Regions from separate parts of the Homo sapiens genome. Here region 2 is linked to region 1. Evidence: chromatin loops called from intact Hi-C (ENCODE). Cell type or tissue: GM12878. All regions are shown on one strand. Links, peaks and the distances in the headings refer to the core of each region. The heading gives the core; the rest is flanking DNA. Region 1 overlaps LOC105374493 (a long non-coding RNA gene). Region 2 holds the start of LINC01097 (long intergenic non-protein coding RNA 1097).

Region 1 (5,377 bases), core at 324-5,323:
CTCCATTGTGATGGTATTTGGAGGTGAGTCCTTTGGAGCAAGCTAATCAGATCATGAGGGTAGAACTCTCATAAATGGGATTAATGCCTTTGTAAGAAGAGGCATAAGAGAGATGCTATCTCTCTCAGCCATGTGAGGATACAGCAAGAAGGCAACCATCTTCACAAAATGAGGAGGGCCCTCCCAACACATTGAATTTGCAGGCACATTGATTTTGTATTTCCCAGCCTTCAGAACTGGGATAAATCAATTAAACCAATATTAAAACAGAAGATATTCAAGAGAAACTTACTCAGTAAGATGTAGAAGACCATTGTGCTATAAACTGTGTGACACCAGGGATTAATTCTGCTTTGTTGCTCTTTGCATCCCTGCCTTTGAGCAGAGCTGGCATGTAGTTCTCACTCAATAAATATTTGTTGAATAACTATGTTGATTAATTGGTTAGTTATGCCAGTTTTACAAGAAATGGGTGGAGTTGTGTAGTAAATCCTCATTAATTACTGAGTATCTGAAAGTAAGATGCTAAGAAGTAGGGCACAGGATTAGAATTACAGTGATTCTGGAAGCCAATACCCAGAGGCTCAGAAACTAGTAAGGCTGAAGAGGCATTGTCACATGGAAACAAAAGGAAATATGTATTTTTGTGTGTCTAGTATTTGAATAGTTTGGAAAGATATGGTATAGACGGCACAGCCTGGCAATCTGATCACCAACCACCCTTTTAATGTCATATCCAAGTATCTTATAAACTAGTATTGTGAGCTGCTAGAAATGTTTGTAGGAATGAAGGCTTCAGATTGATCATTGTGGTGCTAGAAATAGTGGGGAAGTGAAGAAAGCATTGATAGAACATAAAGGAACTTGGGTCCTGAACACCTATGTGTGCTACGATACTTCCTAGGCTGGCAGGGGGGCTTGGATTTATCGTGGCTATGCAGTTGAGACATCTGTTTCTATCATGAGGGATGCAAATATTAAAGCTAGAAGCATCATCTCTACCAAAAGCTCATGGGATCTTAAATAAACACAGGAAAGTGTCAAGTTTGTGAAGAGTGATATTGGTACTGAAAAGCCAGACAGCATTAAGGGAGAGCTAACTATCCCTTCACCTTTCTAATCCCTCTGTTGGGAACACTATTCCTTCACTACTCTGCTTGGTGAGTTACTCTTGAAGATGCTGCTCACGTGTCCTAGGTGGAGTTTACCCCAGTTCCTCAGTTAGAACTAATTTCTTTTTCCTCTCCATTTTGGAGAGAGGTTTATATTTTGTTTTATCAAAACAATTTTAGGGAAGTTTCTGATATGGCATCTATCATACAAATTTTTTATGTGCTCTCAGACAAAGTCACTTGTTACATAGACAAGCCATCCAGTCCACCTTAGTGAATTTATAAGTAAGTGAATCACAATACCATTGTTTTGGTCATCCAGACATTTGTAATCATCTTTGATGTTTTCTTTCTCAACTGCATGATTCATATTTGATGAATTGAATCAAATTGGAACCAAAGTTGTGTGTATACCGAATAACAATGATACATACAGTCTTTTATGATCTGCTGCTAGGAGGTGTGTTGGGTTGCATCTCAAGAATTTATCATTCAACATTTATTTAAACAGGTACTTATTGAGCACTTACTATGTGCTGGAGATAAATCATCAAGAGAACACAGTATACTTCCTGGCCTTGAGTGTTTAAAAAATTTAGGAATAAATTATTCTTATTGGAATATATCAAAGAGAAATGCTAGTGGGGGTGTTTAACTTTGAAGAACAGTGGTATTTTTAATGGATATAATCTGAACATGTAAATGTTGGACTGGTTGTAAAAAGAAATTCTATTACTTAATAACTCTATGAGAAAAGTCTTGAATGCCATAAGAATCAGGAAATAAGCAGAGGATAGAAATAAATTCTATTTGGCTGTAACATAAAAACAAAGCATGGGTGCCCTTGACTCTTCCACATCTCTCTGCCTAACACCCTACTGAGTTTTAACTTATATTTCTTGAATTCCCTAGGGCGTTGACAGGAAATAATATAAATTTCAGAAATGTTTCTCAAGTGCAGCTGAATACATTTTTTTAAAGTTTAATCATGCTTGCCATCATTTTGAAACTCATGCTTGGCTTTCAGAAGACAAGCAAAGAATAACACAAGACAACTCAAGATGACAGAGTAAAAAGTGATCCGACCTGATTGCTTGACCAGTGGTTAAATTCAGTCTAATAGCCACATATTAGGAAATACTTAAGTGCTTTCTTTTCACTTCCCTTTTCTCTATTTCATGTAGACTCAACAGCCCCAGTTGATAGCGTCATGGAGGTGCTGACAGGCGCCCAGCGGTGGTGTGGTGTGATTAATTCAGTGTGCTGCTGCAATTAGCCCATCAAAGTCATCAGGAGATCAGTGTTTCTCCCACTGCCACAAGGCAAAAATGAGCTGGCTTGTCAGTCCTTGTCTGGCTGGGGCCCACTGTAGGTGTGGGGATGTCACAAAGCAAATGGTCACTGTGTCTGTAAGCAATGAGAGTAAACAGGTCCCTCAAACAGGTCTCTGCTTGTGAAATTGAGTGCATGTTAAGCTAAGCTGTCCTGTACTTGACTTGGAGCAAAGCTCCTTTTCCTGTGTACATTCATTTTATTTTATGGCCATGTAAAAACAACACTGTGGTGCTGGCTCCAGTGGGAAAATCAACAACAACGCTATAGAGCAACCCACAACCAAAAACAGCTGAAGAAAAGAGAAAACACCAGGAGAAAAATATGGAAGCAGATCTTCCAATCACCTCCACAAGCAATGGCCATGTCAACATTGAGAATAATTGATTCTGACAGAGAGGAAAGTAGTAATTGGAATGAAACTTGTTTGAATAACAGCTTAAATGTTTCTTTCCTTGCTCTCCAGATTACATGCACTGTAAAGCCAGATTTCTTTCTCCTGGTTAGCTCACAGTGGACATTCTGTATCCAGGGGGCCTGTGAAAAGAAAGAAAGAAAAAAAAAACTTGTGAATTTGCCTCTTTCTGGATGACTGTTGAGTTTGGATTTTAGGCTCAAATAGATAATTTCTTGACGGTAAATCCCAAATTTTGTCTGTTGCAAACATCCCTTATAGGCTATTTTTAAGATATTGAGAGGCTGGATACTATCTGGGTCATAGCGTTTCATCCACTCAACTGGCTAACAAAAGTAAAGTTAGAACTTTTTCACAATCTGGCTCCTTTATATCAGTATCCAGTTACAGTGAGGGGAATAACATTGCAGTTTTCCAGGTGGTATTAGTCAGGATTTTTTAGAGAAATGTAAGCAATAGGAGATAGCTGTCTGTCTGTCTGTCTGTCTGTCTATCTATCATCTATCTATCTATCTAGATTTATTATAAGGTATTAGCTCACACAAATATGGAAGTTGAGAAGTCTTCTATTCTGCTATGTACAAACTGAAGATCCAGGGATATTAGTGGTGCAATTCAAAGGCCTGAAAGCTGGAAAGCCAATGGTGAAGATTCTAGTCTGAGTTAGGCCCATGAACCAGGGAATGTCAAAAGCAGGAAAAGATCAATGTCTTAGCTCAAGCTATCAGGCAGAGGCGGGACAAATATAACCTTTCTCTGCCTTTTCATTCTATTTGTGTCCTTAGTAAATCAGATTCTGCCCACTCTAGTTGGGAAGGGCCATCTGCTTTACTCTGTCCACCAAATAAAATGCTAATCTCTTCTGGAAAACATCCTCACTAACACCCAGAAATAATGTTTAACTAGATATATGGGCACCCTGTGGCCCAGTTCACACATAAACATCACTATCACACAGGTGAAAGTCCAAATTTCACAGTGAAGCATGTTGGCCCTTTATAATCTGCCTTGCTGGCTACTACTGTAGTTGCTCCACTCTGTGCCTCTACTGTGTCAAACATTTGTAGGATTTACATGATGTGGCCACTTCTCCTCTCTTTGATCATCTGTCTTTCCACCTAATCCCCCACTCACAATCTCTACCCATGTGGGCCTTCAACCTATGTCTTGAGTCTTCCAGGTCATTTCCACTCTCTGAATGTTTTCTCTTACTGCTCCCTTTGGTCAGTGTTCAACCCCCTTGTCTTCACATGTTAAGAATCCTTCTTAACTTTTGGGTTTGGCTGTCATAGCCAAAAGACACGTTCCATGATGACGCTCCCATGTCCCAAATAAAATAGTTCTGCTGGAACTATACCATTTAGCTCATTTGATTTTTTACATTGCATATTTGGTTTCTAAAAATACCTCTATCGTTGTTTGTTTATTATCTATGCTGCCCCTCCTCCACAGCCACCTGAAATCTTCATGACAGCAGAGACTTTACTCTATTATTCACTCTTGTATTGCACGCATGCTGGGAGCTCAATAGACATATAAATAACAGGTTCTCCAGACACAATGGGTTTTGCCATGCTTGCTTTCCTTTGTCAAGTCAGTGTTTCTCCCTCCACTTAGTCAACTAGCTCAGTCAGCCCTTTCTCCTGCTTCAAAGAGCCGGCTCACATGTTCTCTTTTACTGGAGTCTTTCTTCACATGGTGGAGCAAGGTGCTTCTTCTACATTCGCCTGGTCCCATTCATTACAGCAATTAGCATGTTGCATTCCATGTGTTTATGGATATAGCTCGGCATGGAAATGGATGTTTTTTGAAGTCAGGAATTATGTCTGTTTCTGTAAATTAACAAGGCTAGTGCAGTGAATGTACATAGAAGATGTTTAAAAATGTTTGCTGAGTAAATTAATAGTCATTGCCTCAGCTGACAAGACTTCAAAACTGTGGCATTATTTTGAGGCTCTCTTTTTGTTCAGAGAGTCCATGATTTTGAGTTTTTTCTCATTTTCTCTCTATCAGATGTATTCCCATCATTTAAAGCAAAAGCATAGTTTGGAAGCCCTCAAACTGGCCAAGTATAATAGTTTCCTAACTCATTATTTTGGGTCTAATTTCCCTTTCCTCTAGTATCCTAAGTAAGAAAAATTCACAATTTCTTATCCCTGGTGCTATTCTTTAATTCTCAGATAAGGGAGAAGAAATTCTTAATCTGATTGGTTACATTAGCAAAAACTCTTTTAGGCTTCCTCTAATACATCTCAACGTTCTCTGCCACTCTGTCTTACTCTGTCTCTGCTTCTCTGAAATGGAGAAGTGGCAGAGTGAATGGACTCTGGAACTTCCAATAATTCTTCTCCCCTTGCTGTAGGCCAAAGTAAGATCCCAGGGGTTAGCTGTGATGGGGTCTAGGTGAGCAGAGGTTTGGCTTCAGCCTTGAGCTTCAGCTTCAGGTGCCTAAAGAATTTTCAGCAGAGCTCTGTAATGGGTTATCAGTTGCTGATTTCACTGTTAATAAAGTAGTGTT
Region 2 (5,377 bases), core at 229-5,228, 600 kb before region 1:
TTTGCTCGTTCATTTATTTAGTGCTCAGATATTCAGCAAAAGTAGCTGAAAGCCTACTCTGTGCCAGGGATGCAGAGAAGAAAGATTGCCCGCTTGGTGGAGTTTACAGTCTAGTGGGAGACAAGAAATGGCAGTGCCAAAAGAAAAATAAAATATGCTGCGGATTAGCGCCTGTGAGGCGCAGTATTATTTAGGGAGTTAGTGAAGGAAGGTCACTGGAATATCAGATGTTTGTAAGAGCGCTTTTCGTGGCTGCCGATCCTAAGGCCATGTCACTATCTCTCTGTCTCCATGTCTGCCTGACTGATCGTCGCTATCCTGGACTTAGTCTCTGTCCCTCTGTGTCCCTACGTTTCAGTCCTGATTCGCTGGTTGCCAAAGGCAGGGCGGTGGGGGCAGAGGCCAGGCCCCAGCTCTAGGTGCTAGCCGTTCCTCCTTACCCCGCCCCCTTTCTTAACGACCGGGCCTCTTCCGGAGGCCTGCGGCAGAGTCGCCTAAGCATTTGAATGGACCTCAGCCCTAGGACCCTGGCGCCCTCGGAAACCGGATCTGAGGTCCGGATCACTAACGTTCAGAGATGCAAGGGAAGCCGAGAAGTTGCCGAAAGGGCCTGAGAGCTGCTTCTCCTTCTCCCTGGGCAGCAAACCTCCAAGCCTGTGCGGGCCAATCTTTGCATCCTGGTAACCAGCGCTTTATTTAGCGCCTAATCGCTTTCCTGTCCTGCAGTAAGTGCTTTCCATGAATTATTTCATTCATTCCTTCCAGCAGCTCAACTTCCATTACCCCACTTTGGGGATCAACACTACCCTGGCCGCGGCTATTTCCGGTGGAGCTGGGGTTCGAACCTAGTCTGTCTGGCTCCAAACTACTCAGCGCGGGCCACACGTGCGTTGGTTTCCCCAGGCAGCGATAAGGGTACCATTTACACAGGAGAAAAATGAGGCCCGGAGAGAGTAAGTGACTAAATGGGCATCAATGTTATGTCAGGCACAGAGCTGAATGTTTTACCTTTAGCGCATTTCATTTTCCTGAGCCCTTTGAGAGGTGGAATTTGAGGGCCCATAGGAACCATGAAAAAGCCAGATAGAAGACTTGGTGGGTTGAAGCCTTGCAGCTCCAAATGGCAGAGTGGTGAACAGGCTTTGGTGGCAGGGCCAGGCTTATCTTCCACTTCTGCTTCTTCCCAGCTTCCAGACCCTTGGAGGAGTTCCCTAAACTCAGGCCCTCATTCTCCCCAAGGAATAAGGAGACTCATAGGTTGGCTTGGAGATAAAAGGAGATAACGTAGTTAAAGCCCTTTGGAGTGGGTGCATGGCACAGAGCAAGCTCTTAAAAGATGATCAGGCACACAAGGCTGGATGGAACCCGCCTTTCTAGACCCTGCTCAGCCTCTTCTTCCCTTCCTTCCTATCTGCAGAAGAGGGAGATGATCTTTCCAAAACTCCCTACTGTGAATAGTAAATGGCTTTTTTTTTTTTTTTTTTGTCTCCAGTGGAGACCGGGGCAGCAGCCTGAAAGGGAAGGCTTTTAATCCTGGCTTCATTTACCACGTGCCACTCCTTGGTGACAGTGCAGATCCTAGTGTGCAGGTAGCTCTGGCGGGCCTCACAGGCAAGGCGGAGGACCCAGGGCCGTTCCTCCTACCTGGGGTGACAGGAAGGAGGGTACAAGGCCCAGCAAGGCACATCAGTTGCTCCGTGCTCACCCTCCTCAGTTTCAGAGATTCTGGCCTCCTTGCTCAATGCCTGATTGGCAAGTTTCCCAGTTCTGGGCACTCAATCCCAATGCTTCAGCCCCAACACACACACACACACACACACACACACACACACACACACACACTGCAGTCCCCACCACTTCACCAGGGTAAGGCAGAGACTGGAGCTCCAGGAAAGGAAAGAAGGTTGAACAGATTCTGCGGTTTCCACGTGCTTGCACTGACCATACCTTTCGGTGAATCCTGGGGAGAACCCATGAAGTGTGTGGGATTATACCTTTTTTACAGAGCAGCAAGCAAAGTTCAGGAGGGTCAAGTGACTTGGGCAGGGTCACACAGCTTGGAATTGGTGAGGCGGGAACTGGCCCGGGGGACCTGTGGGACTTCAAAGCCTCCAGTTAATGTTTGCGACGCCTCTGCGCCCCCTCCCACTCCTAGGGTGGGGACTAGGCTGTGGGAAGAGGAGGGGAGAATCCCACAGGGGTGCGGGGAAGGGAGTATTAATTCTCTGGACAGTTTCCTATTAAGAAAACACCGACTCCGGCTGCCTCCTCCCGAGTGCCGCCGCTTGGCCTCCTGAAGGCGAGGCCTGTGTATTTGTAGTTTGATTCTGCCCGTCAAGGCTAATTTCTCCCTACAACTTAATGGACTCGGCTTGACGTGCGTAATGATTCCTAATCACGAACATTATTTTCGCTAGCGCGGAGACATGTTCCAGTTGTTGTGACAGATCGCATTTCAGCCATAATGACGGAAAATTACCATTTCTAATTCTCCGGTTTTTGACACCTAAATCCACAGACCATATGTGGCGGCGGGAACTCTGGGCCCGACGGTCCTCCTTCCCCGCCGCAGCGAAGCTGTGCTGTCGCCCAGGGCTTCCACCCCCGAGCCGCGCCCAAAAGGGGGGAGTGGGAGGGGCCCACGGGACGGACCCAACTTTAGCCTTTGAACCACTTCCTCCAACCTGAGGGCCCCCTACACCAAGGAGCAAAGACCAGAGCTTGGACGGGGCCTCAGAGACTGTTGCATCTTCCGTGACTTGTTTTATAGATGGAGACTGAGGGCAGAGGAGAGTGCAGCTTATCCAAGATCTCAAGGCTAGTAATTGGTGAGAAAATTCTGCACAGAACCATTCCCAGTGGTGAGACTGTTTTTGTCCTTCAGCCCGGGAAAGGCAGACCTGGCTCCCTCCTTTTATTTGCAAGCCTCAAAACCATCAAGACAGGCAAAGGTTTTTGTTTGTTTGTTTTTTGTTTTTTGTTTTGCGGGGGGGGTTTGGGGGGTGTTTCGGGGAAACATTGACAACGTGCCAGGAAATTTAGGCACAGAGAGGGTAAGTAATTTGCTCAAGATCACAGCGCTAATACGAGATGATGCAATTCACCTTCCTCTCACTTTCGGCACTCACACAAACCAGGCGTGACTAATTATGGCCACTTCTGGTGTGAGGAAACTGAGGTTAGTAGACGGAAAGCCGAAACTAAGACTCTCACATCCGTGTCCCCGCGTGTTACCCAATTTAGTAGGTCCAGGGGATACTGCGAACCCTACTATATACCAACATTTTGTAGGTTGTTTTGGGGGTCACTTCCTCTCCCCCATTCCTCCCTCCTCACCCTCTACCCACTTGAAGCTAGACTCCGGGCGAAGCTCTTGAGATACAGAAGTAGAGACGTAACCCCGTCTACCAGGGCCTCACTGTTTAACTTGAAGTTCTAATATAGATCAATGCATTTTTTTCTTGGGGAGTAGGGAGATCCACGCGGGGGCCAGTGGAGTTAGCTCACAATTTACTAACCCTGCTTTTAGGAATACATCACAGAAACCTCAGATACCGCCTCTGTAAATAGGGTTAAAGATGCCCCACTCCAAAAATGGTTGCAAGCTCAACACGGCTCCTTTCCAGACACTCGAAGGGCGCGGACCTTCGCTGAGACGCCACCCACGCAAGTGGAGGAAGCACTTGCGCCACTGCTGAGCGGTTGGAAGGGGAACACTGCAGGTACGCCCCAGTCAGGCAAGGAGGCAGGACCAAAGCCCTGAGCTCTCCGGAGGCTGGCGGGGAATCCCCAGAGGCTATCTGTAGTCCCGGCTGACCCCTGAGCGGGTGAGGGGGCGGGGGGCGGGATGTGGGAGTGATGGGGGGCGTTGAGCGCTGAGAGGATGTTGTGGGCGAGCCGCAGGCCCTCCCTGCGTAGCCCACCCTGAATTTGCGGGCGCAGCTCGAGTCTCAGAGCACTTCTCCTTGTGTAAAAGCAGCGATGACCCACGAGTGTCAACGAGACCAGGTGCCCATTAGGGAAACAGAGATGGAGAAGAAATCACGCGCCAAGGTCTGAAATTCGGCGTGGCTCTCACTCGACATCTCCCCATTCTCGCCACCCGTGCACCCGCCTGCAGCGGCGCACCGGGCTCGGTGCTGCACCTGCCTCCTGGCGCCTGCGCCACTGCCCCCGCGCGGGTCCCACCGCGCAGGACGCCCCTTCCTGCTTCCGACGTCTGCTGTGGATCACACGCGGTCGCTGCCAAAGCCTCCATTTCGGTTCTGACCCAGTGACTTTGGGGACGCCCAGGGAGGAGATGTGGAGAGGATGTGGCCAAGGTGAACCAGCCAGTGTAAGTGCTAATGCTTCTGGCTTCTCGGTAACACCTACCCTGCCCCACCACCCAAATCGGGCCTTGATCAAAAAAGAAGCGTCTTGACAATACATTTTTAGACATAAATAAGTTGAAGGTGCCCACGGAGGGAGGTTGAAAACATTTGATTATCAGGACAGAGTAGAAGCCTGTTTGGCTCATCCTTTTGGCCAGCTCTAAAGCAGCAGTGGACACTTCTTTGCGATTTTGCAAGGATGTTTGTGAATGTACTTTGTAACTCCTAGAAAATAGGCAAAAAACCGTGAGTGGATGTAGTCGCACCGCTGGCACCTGTAAGAACGCGCCCTAAAGCTGTGGAACTGCTATTCAGGTTCCAGGCACACGTCTCAAGCCTCAAACCTCCAAGAGTTGCCTTAGCTGCTCATTTTACTGGTAAGAAGACGGAGGTCAAGCCTGAAGATAGTGGCTCTGCTGTTTTCTTAGGCTGCTTGAAGCTTTAGATAAGCAGGAAAATTCCATCAAAGAAATCCCTGTATGTAAATTGGGAGAAAAAGATATGATGAATATTAATGCAGAGGCCTCTGAACAAATGGAACCTCCATTTTCACATCCAGCACAGGATCATTTGCAGCCAGACAACCTGAGAGTCAACCCCAACTCTACCTTTTACTAATTGCATGATATTGGGCCTCAGTTTGCTCATCTGTAAATTGGGTGCAGTGATAGAATCTATCCCACAGGGTTTTGCTGAGCATTAAATGAGTTTAAACTTGTAGATGGCTTAGAATAATGCCTGGCATGTAGCAAGTACGCAGTTACTGGCGCCTGGTGTATATAGTAAGTACTCGATATACATTAACTATTTTTCAAAGACACCACAGCTCACCTGGGAAGGAATCTCAGGTATTTGCCTGAGATTCAAGCAAACAAATATGGAAGCTACCAAAGGCTCATGAAGCCTGAAGGATCCTTGCAGAGAGATGTTCTAAATGTTGCCTAGAAAGGCAGTTTGGAGGGAGGCCTCTCCAGTCAGAGGTCTGGATGCTAAGTTTAGCTCTG

The links. Hi-C counts contacts between places; a loop is a spot of excess contacts. Peaks named below come from ENCODE experiments on the same cell type or tissue, not always from the same donor. Only the 100,000 strongest peaks of a DNase experiment are listed, where the experiment ranks them.
Region 2: a loop joins it to region 1, with 3 times the contacts of the local background. A loop is called at or near these places in 1 of 110 quality-filtered maps.

What each region holds. Positions count from the first base shown.
Region 1 is chr4:12,923,519-12,928,895 of GRCh38, reverse strand. All of the region lies in intron 1 of LOC105374493 (a long non-coding RNA gene), which reads left to right. Among named protein-coding and RNA genes, the nearest start is that of RAB28, 560 kb to the left of the region's middle. In GM12878, for the core only: no CTCF peak of the experiment used is centred there; a DNase peak (open chromatin) is centred at 2,325.
Region 2 is chr4:13,526,496-13,531,872 of GRCh38, reverse strand. LINC01097 (long intergenic non-protein coding RNA 1097) reads left to right here and starts at 456. Exons shown (of 4, transcript NR_034054.1): 1 at 456-725; 2 at 2,771-2,951; 3 at 3,627-3,722; 4 at 3,980-5,377. RefSeq lists an enhancer at 3,497-3,576. In GM12878, for the core only: no CTCF peak of the experiment used is centred there; a DNase peak (open chromatin) is centred at 3,232; H3K4me3 peaks cover 926 bases; H3K27me3 peaks cover 154 bases.